Regions from separate parts of the Homo sapiens genome. Here region 1 is linked to region 2. A link is a contact called in ENCODE Hi-C or POLR2A ChIA-PET data. All regions are on one chromosome and are shown on one strand. The core of a region is the stretch at or near the end of the contact, and the rest is flanking DNA. Distances in the headings are between cores, read along the strand shown. Region 1 overlaps IST1 (IST1 factor associated with ESCRT-III). Region 2 holds the start of DHODH (dihydroorotate dehydrogenase (quinone)).

Region 1 (4,928 bases), core at 1,961-4,460, 79 kb before region 2:
CCTAGGTGGGCAGATCACCTGAGGTCAGGTGTTCAAGACCAGGCTGGTCAACATGGTGAAACCCTGTCTCTACTAAAAATACACAAATTAGCTGGGTGTGGTGGCAGGCGCCTGTAATCCCAGCTACTCGGGAAGCTGAGGCAGAAGAATCTCTTGAACCCGGGAAGCGGAGGTTGTAGTGAACCAAGATTATGCCATTGCACTCCAGCCTGGGCGACAGAGTGAGACTTTGTCTAAAAAGAATATAAATAATATTAGACAGTTGTCTTATGGAGATACAATTTACATTTTAAAAAAACTCATAGTTTTTTTTTTTTTTAGGCAGTCTTGCTCTGTCACCCAGGCTGGAATGCAGTGGCGTGATCTCGGCTCATTGCAAGCTCCACCTCCCGGGTTCACGCCATTCTCCTGCCTCAACCTCCCAAGTAGCTGGGACTACAGGCATCCCCCACCACGCCTGGCTAATTTTTTTTTGTATTTTTAGTAGAGATGGGGTTTCACCATGTTAGCCAGGATGGTCTTGATCTCCTGACCTTGTGATCTGCCCACATCGGCCTCCCAAAGTGCTGGGATTACAGGCGTGAGCCACCACGCCCGGCAAACCCATACATTTTAAGTGTATACACAGACAATTCCACTCTCTGATCAAGGTATACAACATTACTCTTACCTCAAAGTTCCCTTGTTGCCAGTCAACTCTGCCCTTCCCTCCAGAGTCAGAGCACTATTTTGATTTTTTTGTAATTTAGTTTTCCTGAATCTAGAACTTAAGGAAACATACAGTAGATGTGTGTGGGGGCATGATCTTAATATAAAATACTAGATGGAAGACTGGAAATACAGATCAGACTATTATAACAAAATAACTTGGACATTATATTCCTTTAAAAAAACTTTGCCCCCAATCCCTAAAGAATGTTGGTTCTTAAGGAAGCAGTGTTTGTTCTATCAGAATCCTATTATCACTCCTTGGACTTAGTTGGTAAAGTAACAGACCTTATGAAAAGGAACAGTCGATTGCTCTGTGGATGTGGCCCCATGTATCCCACTTTGATTTCCCTTAAACTTTTTTCTCACCACAGGAAAGTAAAACAGGATTCAACCCTAATTAGAAAATGTAGATATTAACTGTCATTCAAATGTTTATTAGCCTCTAGAATTAACTTTTTTTTAGCCAGATGCGGTGGCTCACACCTGTAATCCAGCACTTTGGGAGGCTGAGGTGTGTGGATCACTTGAGATCAGAGTTCAAGGCCAACCTGGTGAAACCCTCTCTCTACTAAAAATACAAAAATTAGCCAGGTGTGGTGGCATGCGCCTGTAATCCCAGCTACTCAGGAGGCTGAGGCAGGAGAATTGCCTGAACCCAGGAGGCAGAGGTGCAGTGAGCTGAGATCACGCCAACTGCACTCCAGCCTGGGTGACAGAGGGAGACTGTCTCAAAAAAAAAAAAAAAAGTTTGTGAACTAAGGTTTTCTCCTGTGTTTTGATCATTTTATTTTTACTGCCAAAGGGGATCTGAGTCATTTCTCTGGTATTTGTAACGTTGTGCTCCTTGCCCTAATTAGGTCCTGGACCCAAGCCAGAAGCCTCTGCAAAGCTTCCTTCCAGACCTGCAGATAACTATGACAACTTTGTCCTACCAGAGTTGCCATCTGTGCCAGACACACTACCAACTGCATCTGCTGGTGCCAGCACCTCAGCATCTGAAGACATTGACTTTGATGATCTTTCCCGGAGGTTTGAAGAGCTGAAAAAGAAAACATAGGTCTCTTAAACCAGGCAACTTTCACGTTTTGGGAGTTGAGACTGAGCAATTTCTCCTTGTAACAAAGAATCTCCATGAAATTCTGTTTCATCTGTTAACCGTCACTCAGCACAACACTCCCTCTGGGCTCTCTTCCTGCTCCTCCAGATTCTGCTGCTTTCCAGTTCTCTGTTGATCCTGAGACTAACAATTGGAGACTGAGGCCAGAGCAACTGGCTCCTGGCAGCTGTGCTTGTCCGTTTCCTGTCAGAGTGATCCCAGGTTTCCTCCTGGCCCGTCCCATGGTCCCTCCACAGGAGTGTGAGAGGATGGGGGAAGCACTGTGGGAAGACCACCAAAGATGGCTGGACAGTGGGAGAGAGCACGTTGTGAAGCATCCCAGCCTCGTGTTGAGGTTCCAGACTTAGAAACAGACCCCTCTGTACAGGGGGATTGTGGTGAGTGAGAATCAAGGCCACCTTGTGTGTTTTCTCACTCTCGAATGCAAGTGGGAGAGGGAAAATGACTCGGGACGCCATTGTAACGGTTCCTGGAAGCTGGGCCCTCTCATTGGCATATACAGTACTCCTCGCTGCAGGGCACTGTCCCACCGGGATCCAGTTGCAAAGTTTGTCTTGACAGTTGAAGGCCTCGCTTAGTTGTACTGGATTCTCAGGGAGCCCTCTGTGGCCTTTTGCTTTGCGTGCTGTTTCCCTTGTACCAGAGGGCGGCACCGTGGAAATTCTGTTTTCCCTGTAGCATATTGTGTTGGATTGCATTACTGGCAGAGAAAGGACAAGGTGCCATTCAAGTCCTAGGGTGGGCTTCCAGCTGCCTTAATAGAAGTACTCAAGTCTTTTGGGTAGTGAGCTGGAAAGCCTACAGGAAAAGAGGGGTACCTGTTTTCATTTGAAAACTTTGATTCATGGAACCTTTAAAACTAATCTCAGAAAAATTTTTGGTGCCCATGCAGCTGTAGTTGTTCACTGCTTTCCTGGATGGATGGGACTCTTATGTCATAACTTCTGTTACTCCTTTGGCCCATAGCTAAGGTCATCCTTCCCCACAGGGGTGGCTTTGGGATTGGATGATACAGCTTTTGCTTCTGTGTAGTATACCTGTACATACTTGTTTCAGGCAGCCTTTCTTTAATGTTTTCAGTTGGTTTGTATTCTGTAGCTCAGTAGCTGCTAATAAAGTTAAAGATCCTGTGTCCTGCTTTCTCTACTGTTTGGTCAGATGATGAAGTATAAATCTGGATTTTAGTGGAGAATATTTTAACCAAGTGATCCATGTAAACCAGCCCTTAGTTTCAGGATTCCTGGAGCAGTACAGAGCTCATTTTGATCTCTGTATTTAGATAGCCCAGATAGCATCTGTGAATTTCCTTGGTCTTCCTCAGTGGCAGGGCTCCGCATCTGCCATGCCTCATCCTTGGATGTTTATTTTTAGTAAGTTGCAGTGAGCTCACTTCTGACTGCTTCATTTCCCGCAGCCATCCTGGGCCATGGGTGGTGAGTTCTGTTACTTGCTGCTTGGCAGCAGAGCTAGTTTGTCTCGTAGTATTCTTGCATTGTTAATCCTATCTTGACAGTGCCAAGATCCATAAGAACTTGGGACCAAGGGGATTTTGATTCCTAACTTACAGAATTAAAAACAAAGTATATTATAATTTTAAAGCTATGCCATGCAAAGATAAGTAGTAATACGCTAATAAATACTAAGCCAAGTAGGAGATAACAGGATTAAGGTAGTTCATCTAAAACTTCAGTGTCACTGCCCACTGCTGTCGTGGCTGCTTGCTCAGATGAGGTTTTTTGGGGCCAACTGATTCCTAACAAATTTGAGAGCTTCTGTAGCAGTGTATCTATTAGTGCAGCTTCTTTCTGAGTATTGAAGACAAAAAGAGAAAAGTGAGAAAATTGAAATTACTGCTAATAGTGGAGTAAAAAAAGTACCAAAGATTTTTAAAAAATTAGTAAATGTAAAGATACTATTTCTTTAATAATTTGCAGTCAGGCATTGGAGTGTTTCCACTAATGGTTGCGAGCCAACTATTTATAGGACAATGGCTATAGAATATTATGTAGTCTTATAAATTGGGTTTCCTAGGAAGATAGCTGGCAGAGCTTTTGAAACTAATAAAGGGAATATGATACTGTGCATTATAAATTATGTCAGCCCGTCATCTTAGGGGCAGTTACAGTGGAGCTTTCCCAGTGATATAACAGCATGCTAGTTTATCTTTTAGTTACCTACCTTAAGCGACTTTCTTTCTTTTCCAAAGGCCATGAGAATGGCCGAAACGAAAAGATTAATTACCACAAGTACCATCAAGATGACACTGGTGAGGATCAGAAAGGTGCCCAGGACTGGGTCTAAAGCGAAAACCTGGGAAAACAATAAGAACACTTGCAGTGACTGACAATTTAGTTTATACTTTACAAACATAAGCTATATGCTAGTGTTTGGGATCTTATCAGAAGAAAAGCTTATCCGAAGGAAACTTAGGGAGAGAGTCAAAAGATAATAAGAAGGAAAATACTTTTAAATGGACAGAAGAGCAGGAATGACTCATTTTAAGGAGGTTAAGATAATTGTGACTGCAGGGCTTTCACAAGAAAACAGGTGAGTTGCAGTGGAATTGGAAATGATTCAAATGTCACATGAGTTTTGGCAAAAAATACATCTAATCATGGAAGCTAAAAGTGGGAGGGGGGTAAGCAAACACTGAAAGATTAAATGCATACCAGAAATGAGAATGCACACTGTCTCTGCCATATCAAGAAACTACAACCCTAAACACAGGAGCATTCCAATAAAAGTTAACAGGTTGGCCACAGAAAACTGGCTTTTTAGTATTTTTTTTTTTCCATTGTCATTTTTAAAGGTACAAGCATTGAGTTCTGCCATTCTTTACTTTTCTGCATACATAAATATCAAGTTCTGGGCTTATTGGAATGGTTCCCATAACAAAAACTGTTGTTTAAAATTTAGATGTTCTTTTTCAACAAATGGTATTTATTTTCCCTTGGTATTGGCCCATTCATTGTTGCCACTAGGGCACTGTTTAAAAATATCCCAACAGAGGGGTTGATTACAGTCAATGCCACCCTGATGGAAATCTATATGGCAAAATATTTTCAAGCACCAAACTGTTTTACCTACTTAAAAATGATTA
Region 2 (4,977 bases), core at 2,323-4,822:
TTCTCAAACTTTGTAATCTTGCTGGGCTCCAGTTTATCAAGATACCCCCTTACACCCGCACAGATAACAGCCACTTGTTGTTCAGTAACCATGGGAGGATACTGTCCTTGCTTCAGCAACTCAGTTAGACGCACACCGCGACTCAATAGTTGTTGAGTGGGAGCATTGAGGTCAGAACCAAACTGGGCAAAAGCAGCAACCTCACGATCCTGAGCCAATTCCAGCTTCATGGTACCTGCCGCCTGCTTCATAGTCCTGGTTTGGGCAGCAGATCCAACACAAGACACAGACAGACCCAATGTTAATGGCAGAGCGGATATCTTTGTAGAACAATTCTGTTTCCAAGATCTGTCTGTCAGTGATGGAAATGACATTTGTTGGAATGTAAGCAGACACATCATCGGCCTGTGTTTCTATGACTAGCAAAGCAGTCAAGGAGCCACCACCAAAAGCATCATTCATTTTGGCTGCTCTCTCCAGCAACCGGGAGTATAGGTAAAACACATCACCAGGACAGGCCTTACGACCAGGGGGGTCGGTGGAGCAACAGAGACATCTGACAGTAAGCGACAGCCTGTTTGGATAAGTCGTCATAGATGATCAAAGTATATTTGCCATCGTCTCTAAAATACTCTCCCATGGAACAGTCAGAGTAAGGAGCCAGGTACTGAAGTAGGGCAGCATCTGAGGCCATAGCTGACACCACAGTGGTGTACTTCACGGCATCTGCATCTGTAAGTCTCTTCACCAACTGAGCAACAGTGGATCTCTTTCGACCAATAGCAACATAGATACAGTACAGCTTCTTCTTTTCTTCAGATCTATCATTGAAATGTTTCTGGTTAATGATTGTGTCAATAGCAATTGAGGTTTTCCCAGTCCTTCGGTCACCAATAATGAGCTCATGCTGACCACGACCAATTGGCACCAAGCTATCCACAGCCTTAATGCCAGTCGGCATTGGTTCCCACACTGAAGTTCGAGGAATGATTCTGGGGGCTTTCAGACCGACTCACTTATGGGTCTTGGAACCCATTGGACCCTTTCCATCAATAGCATTACCAAGGGCATCAACTACACGACCCAACAGCTCCTCACCGACTGGAACGTCCACAATGGTTCCTGTCCTCTTCACTATACCTCCTTCCTTACTTTATTATTTTCAAACACTACAATGCCAACATTGTCAGTTTCGAAGTTCAAGGACATATCCTTTAAGCCTGAAGAAAACTCTACCATTTCTTCTGCTTGGAACATTCCTCAGCCCATGTACATGGACAATACCATCACCAATACTTAAGACATGCCCAGTTTCTTCAAGGTCAGCAGAGGTATCAGCTCCAAGAACATGCTCTTTAAGAATAGAGGACATCTCAGCAGTCCCAGTCTTCTGAAGATGAGTGTTAGAGGCATGGAGGTTCCTTGCAGCAATGAAAGATGAACCCAAAGCATTTCTGGAGACCAGTCCTGCCCACCGAGTGAGGTCACGGGCTACGGCCGCGGAGACACACACAGACAGCATCTTTGCAGTTTCTCCACAGGTGGTACCTCCACAGCCGCAGCCTCTGGACTGACTGGGACCGTTTCAAGCATTTTTAAATGAAACCTGATGTTGATGAAATCTCTGAAAGTCAAGTCAGGTATCTTACACAATGCTGTAATTTCATTTCAATCCTTTTCATAAAGGGTAAAGTCCTTGTATATATTCTTTCAATACATGCTTTATCTAAGACACAAGCACTCTATCAATAAAAGTTTTAATTTAAACGACCAAAAAATTGGTGAGAGAGTGCTCAGAACTGAGGATAAACATGTAAGTAGTTTTTTGTCCCAGATGAGCAATGATTTATGTTGACTAAGGTGTGCTGAATTAACTTATTCCATTAAAGTGTAAAGGGAAGACAGGTTGATAAGCATAACTTTTACCTTGATAAATGTTTTCAATGATTTCTATTGCATGTAGACTGAAACACCTAGCATGTAAATTATTGCAGTAGAATCTGTCTCTAAGTCTCAGCTGGGTCTGTGAATTTGTTCTAATTTGATAGCTTCATACAACTGATGAAGCTCAAAAATGGCTTGACTCAAGATATTTCATACACCTTTCTTTTGCTCTAATTTCTGCTACGACAATAACCCAGCTATTTCAGCTGATGGCGGGAACACTGCAACTGGACAAAAATGACACGGATGGGTGTAGAGCCTCCAAACAATAAGTATCTGATTAATGCTGTTGACACCTAAGTCTACAGAGGCTATTCTCCAACGGCCAGGACATCATTAGGTAAGACATTTCAAAATTCTTCGTGAGGGCACGATTGCTTCAGAGGACTACAAAGTGACACATTAGGTCGTCATAAATCACCGCAGTACCATCCTGGCTAACACGGTGAAACCCCGTCTCTAAAATACAAAACAATGAGCCGGGCATGGTTGCGGGCGCCTGTAGTCCCAGCTACTCGGGAGGCTGACGCAGGAGAATGGCGTGAACCCGGGAGGCGGAGCTTGTAGTGAGCCGAGATCGCGCCACTGCACTGCAGCCTGGGCAACAGAGCAAGACTCTGTCAAAAAAAAAAAAAAAAAAAAAAAAAAATCACCGCAGTAAACCACACTCCAACGGGCCTGCACACTCAGGGTCTTGATTAGAAACAGTATTTAAAAAAATACCTCCACATCTGTTGCACCACAATGCCAAGGTATAACCAGGGCCACTTTCTCCAGGAGGCACAACAGGCGCAGGGCCAGGGAAGGGCCTCTGACACTTTTAGGATCTCAAGAAATTTTTTTTTTTTGGTTATTTTTCTTTGTTTGTTTTTGAGACAGAGTCTTGCTTTGTCGCCCAGGCTGGAGTGCAGTGGTGCTATCTCGGCTCACTGCAACCTCCACCTTCTGGGTTCAAGCGATTCTCCTGCCTCAGCCTCCCGAGTACCTGGGATTACAGGCGCCTGCCACTACGCCCGGCTAATTTTTGTATTTTATTTTATTTTTTAGTAGACACGGGGTTTTGGGTGTTGACCAGGTCTCGAACTCCTGACCTCAAGTGATCTGCCTGCCTCAGCCTCCCAAAGTGCTGGGACTACAGGCGTGAGCCACCATGCCCGGCCTCAAGAAAATGTTTTAATTTCCTTAAAAAACCTTAAGAAAAATCAACTTTTAAGTTGAAAAAGTTTATATATTAACATATTCATCTTTATATCAACACAGCAGTAAAATTTATTTTTTAAAGTGATAAAAACTGTACAAATATTTCTGGTGTGAAACACAGTGTTTTGATGCTCGCGGACTCTTGGATTCGAGGCTGCGGTAGTACGGACAAACACCGTGCAGCGGCATCTCATCTCCGCCAACAGCCGGCGATCAAGCGGGCAGGCTGGGAGAGGGCGGGCGGAAGAGGCGTGGCCGCCGCTACTGCGCACGTGCACCCAACCAGAACCTGGGGGTGGTGCCGGGCCTTCCCCGCTGCGCGGAGGCGTCCTCTCAACCCTTCTGCCCGGCGACTGGTGGGTTGGCGGCTAAGGGGCGGAGACAAGAGGGGCCGCCACCATCTCCTCCAATGGAAGGGAGACAGGGGCGGGCTTAATGACGGAAGGAGCATGGCGTGGAGACACCTGAAAGTGAGTCCCGCGAGTGAGCAGTGTGGATGGGGGACCAGGGACCGGGGAGGGCGAGAACGGAGAGTCAGGCCGGGCGAGGCATGGACCGAAGGCGGCTCCGGGAGTGTGGGCCCCCCTGGGACGTGTGCGTGTTTCCGGGGTCTCCTGCAAATGCTCGTGCGTGTGCATTTGCACGTGGACTCGGTCAGGCGTGTGCAGACAGCGCCTGCAGGTCTGGGTGGGTGCTGATCTGAGTGTCTGCGCCTGGGCCATGTTTTTGAGCCTGGCACAGGGGTGCTTAGTGAACACATGACCGCCTAGCGTTGTGTGCCGGATCCAACGGGGAATGAAACTAGAGTAGGACATGCTCCCAACCCTTTTAGGTAAAGTTTTGTTAGGGGCGGGGGTCTCTGTGAAAAGTTCTTAGCTGTATCCCCGTATGTAATAGGTGTTCAGAGGCCGGGCGCGGTGGCTCACGCCTGTAATCCCAGCACTTTGGGAGGCCGAGGCGGGTGGATCATGAGGTCAGGAGATCGAGACCATCCTGGCTAACAAGGTGAAACCCCGTCTCTACTAAAAATACAAAAAATTAGCCGGGCGCGGTGGCGGGCGCCTGTAGTCCCAGCTACTCGGGAGGCTGAGGCAGGAGAATGGCGTGAACCCGGGAAGCGGAGCTTGCAGTGAGCCGAGATTGCGCCACTGCAGTCCGCAGTCCGGCCTGGGCGACAGAGCGAGACTCCGTCTCAAAAAAAAAAAAAAAAAAAAAAAAAATAGGTGTTCAGATATTTGTTGATTGACATGGTGGGGGGGAGTACAGTCTCCAAGGGAGGCAATGAATAACCTTGACTTTCTTTTTATATGTTTATTTGAGACGGAGTCTTGGGCTGTCGCCCAGGCTGGAGTGCAGTGGCGCGATCTTGGCTCACTGCAACCTCCGCCTCCCGGGTTCAACCGATTTTCCTGCCTCGGCCTCCTGCGTAGCTGAGATTACAGGCGCGCGCCACCACGACTGGCTAATTTTGGTATTTTTAGTAGAGACTGCAGTTTCACCATGTTGGTCAGGCTGGTCTCGAACTCCTCACCTCGTGAGCCTCCCAAAGTGCTGGGATTACTGGCGTGAGCCACCGCGCTCGGCCTGAGTCTCTTTTTAAAATAAATAAATGGAGAGAGATGGGATCTCACTGTGTTGCCCAGGCTGGTCTAGAACTATTGGCCTCAAGGGATCTTCCCGCCTCAGCCTCCCAAAGTGGTGGGATTACAGGCGTGGGCTACCGCGCCCAGCCAATGAATACTTGATCTACATGTCTTTAGCAGTTTGGAAGGATCCTTAAAAGCAAATCTAATCATGTCATTTCCTGGCTTAGGGAACAAAACCCAAATCTTT

What was found. A loop is a pair of places that touch in the nucleus more often than their neighbours do. ChIA-PET counts read pairs that join two places held with the same protein, here RNA polymerase II (POLR2A). Pooled maps may share reads with other maps.
Region 1: a map of endothelial cell of umbilical vein shows a loop between it and region 2 (10-fold over the local background). The contact joins the enhancer-like site here to the promoter of DHODH in region 2. A Hi-C loop is called at or near these places in 1 of 168 maps with a recorded cell type or tissue (endothelial cell of umbilical vein), 1 of 37 single-sample maps with no recorded cell type and 5 of 50 pooled maps. POLR2A ChIA-PET finds 5 or more read pairs at or near these places in 2 of 52 experiments (GM12878 and WTC11).

The regions. Positions count from the first base shown.
Region 1 is chr16:71,926,046-71,930,973 of GRCh38, forward strand. IST1 (IST1 factor associated with ESCRT-III) reads left to right here. Exons shown (of 10, transcript NM_001270975.2): 10 at 1,569-4,928. The coding sequence ends at 1,768. PKD1L3 (polycystin 1 like 3, transient receptor potential channel interacting) reads right to left here. Exons shown (of 30, transcript NM_181536.2): 29 at 4,007-4,138; 30 at 3,493-3,633. The coding sequence ends at 3,493. Among named protein-coding and RNA genes, the nearest start is that of IST1, 33 kb to the left of the region's middle. Within about 2 kb of position 3,211, at least 11 of the 41 ENCODE cell types and tissues checked have a DNase peak (open chromatin) inside an H3K27ac peak, as active enhancers do; they include endothelial cell of umbilical vein, where a contact is called at or near this core.
Region 2 is chr16:72,005,172-72,010,148 of GRCh38, forward strand. It overlaps DHODH (dihydroorotate dehydrogenase (quinone)), which reads left to right and starts at 3,573. Exons shown (of 9, transcript NM_001361.5): 1 at 3,573-3,614. The coding sequence starts at 3,594. It also overlaps the pseudogene ATP5F1AP3. RefSeq lists silencers at 3,325-3,424, 3,368-3,567.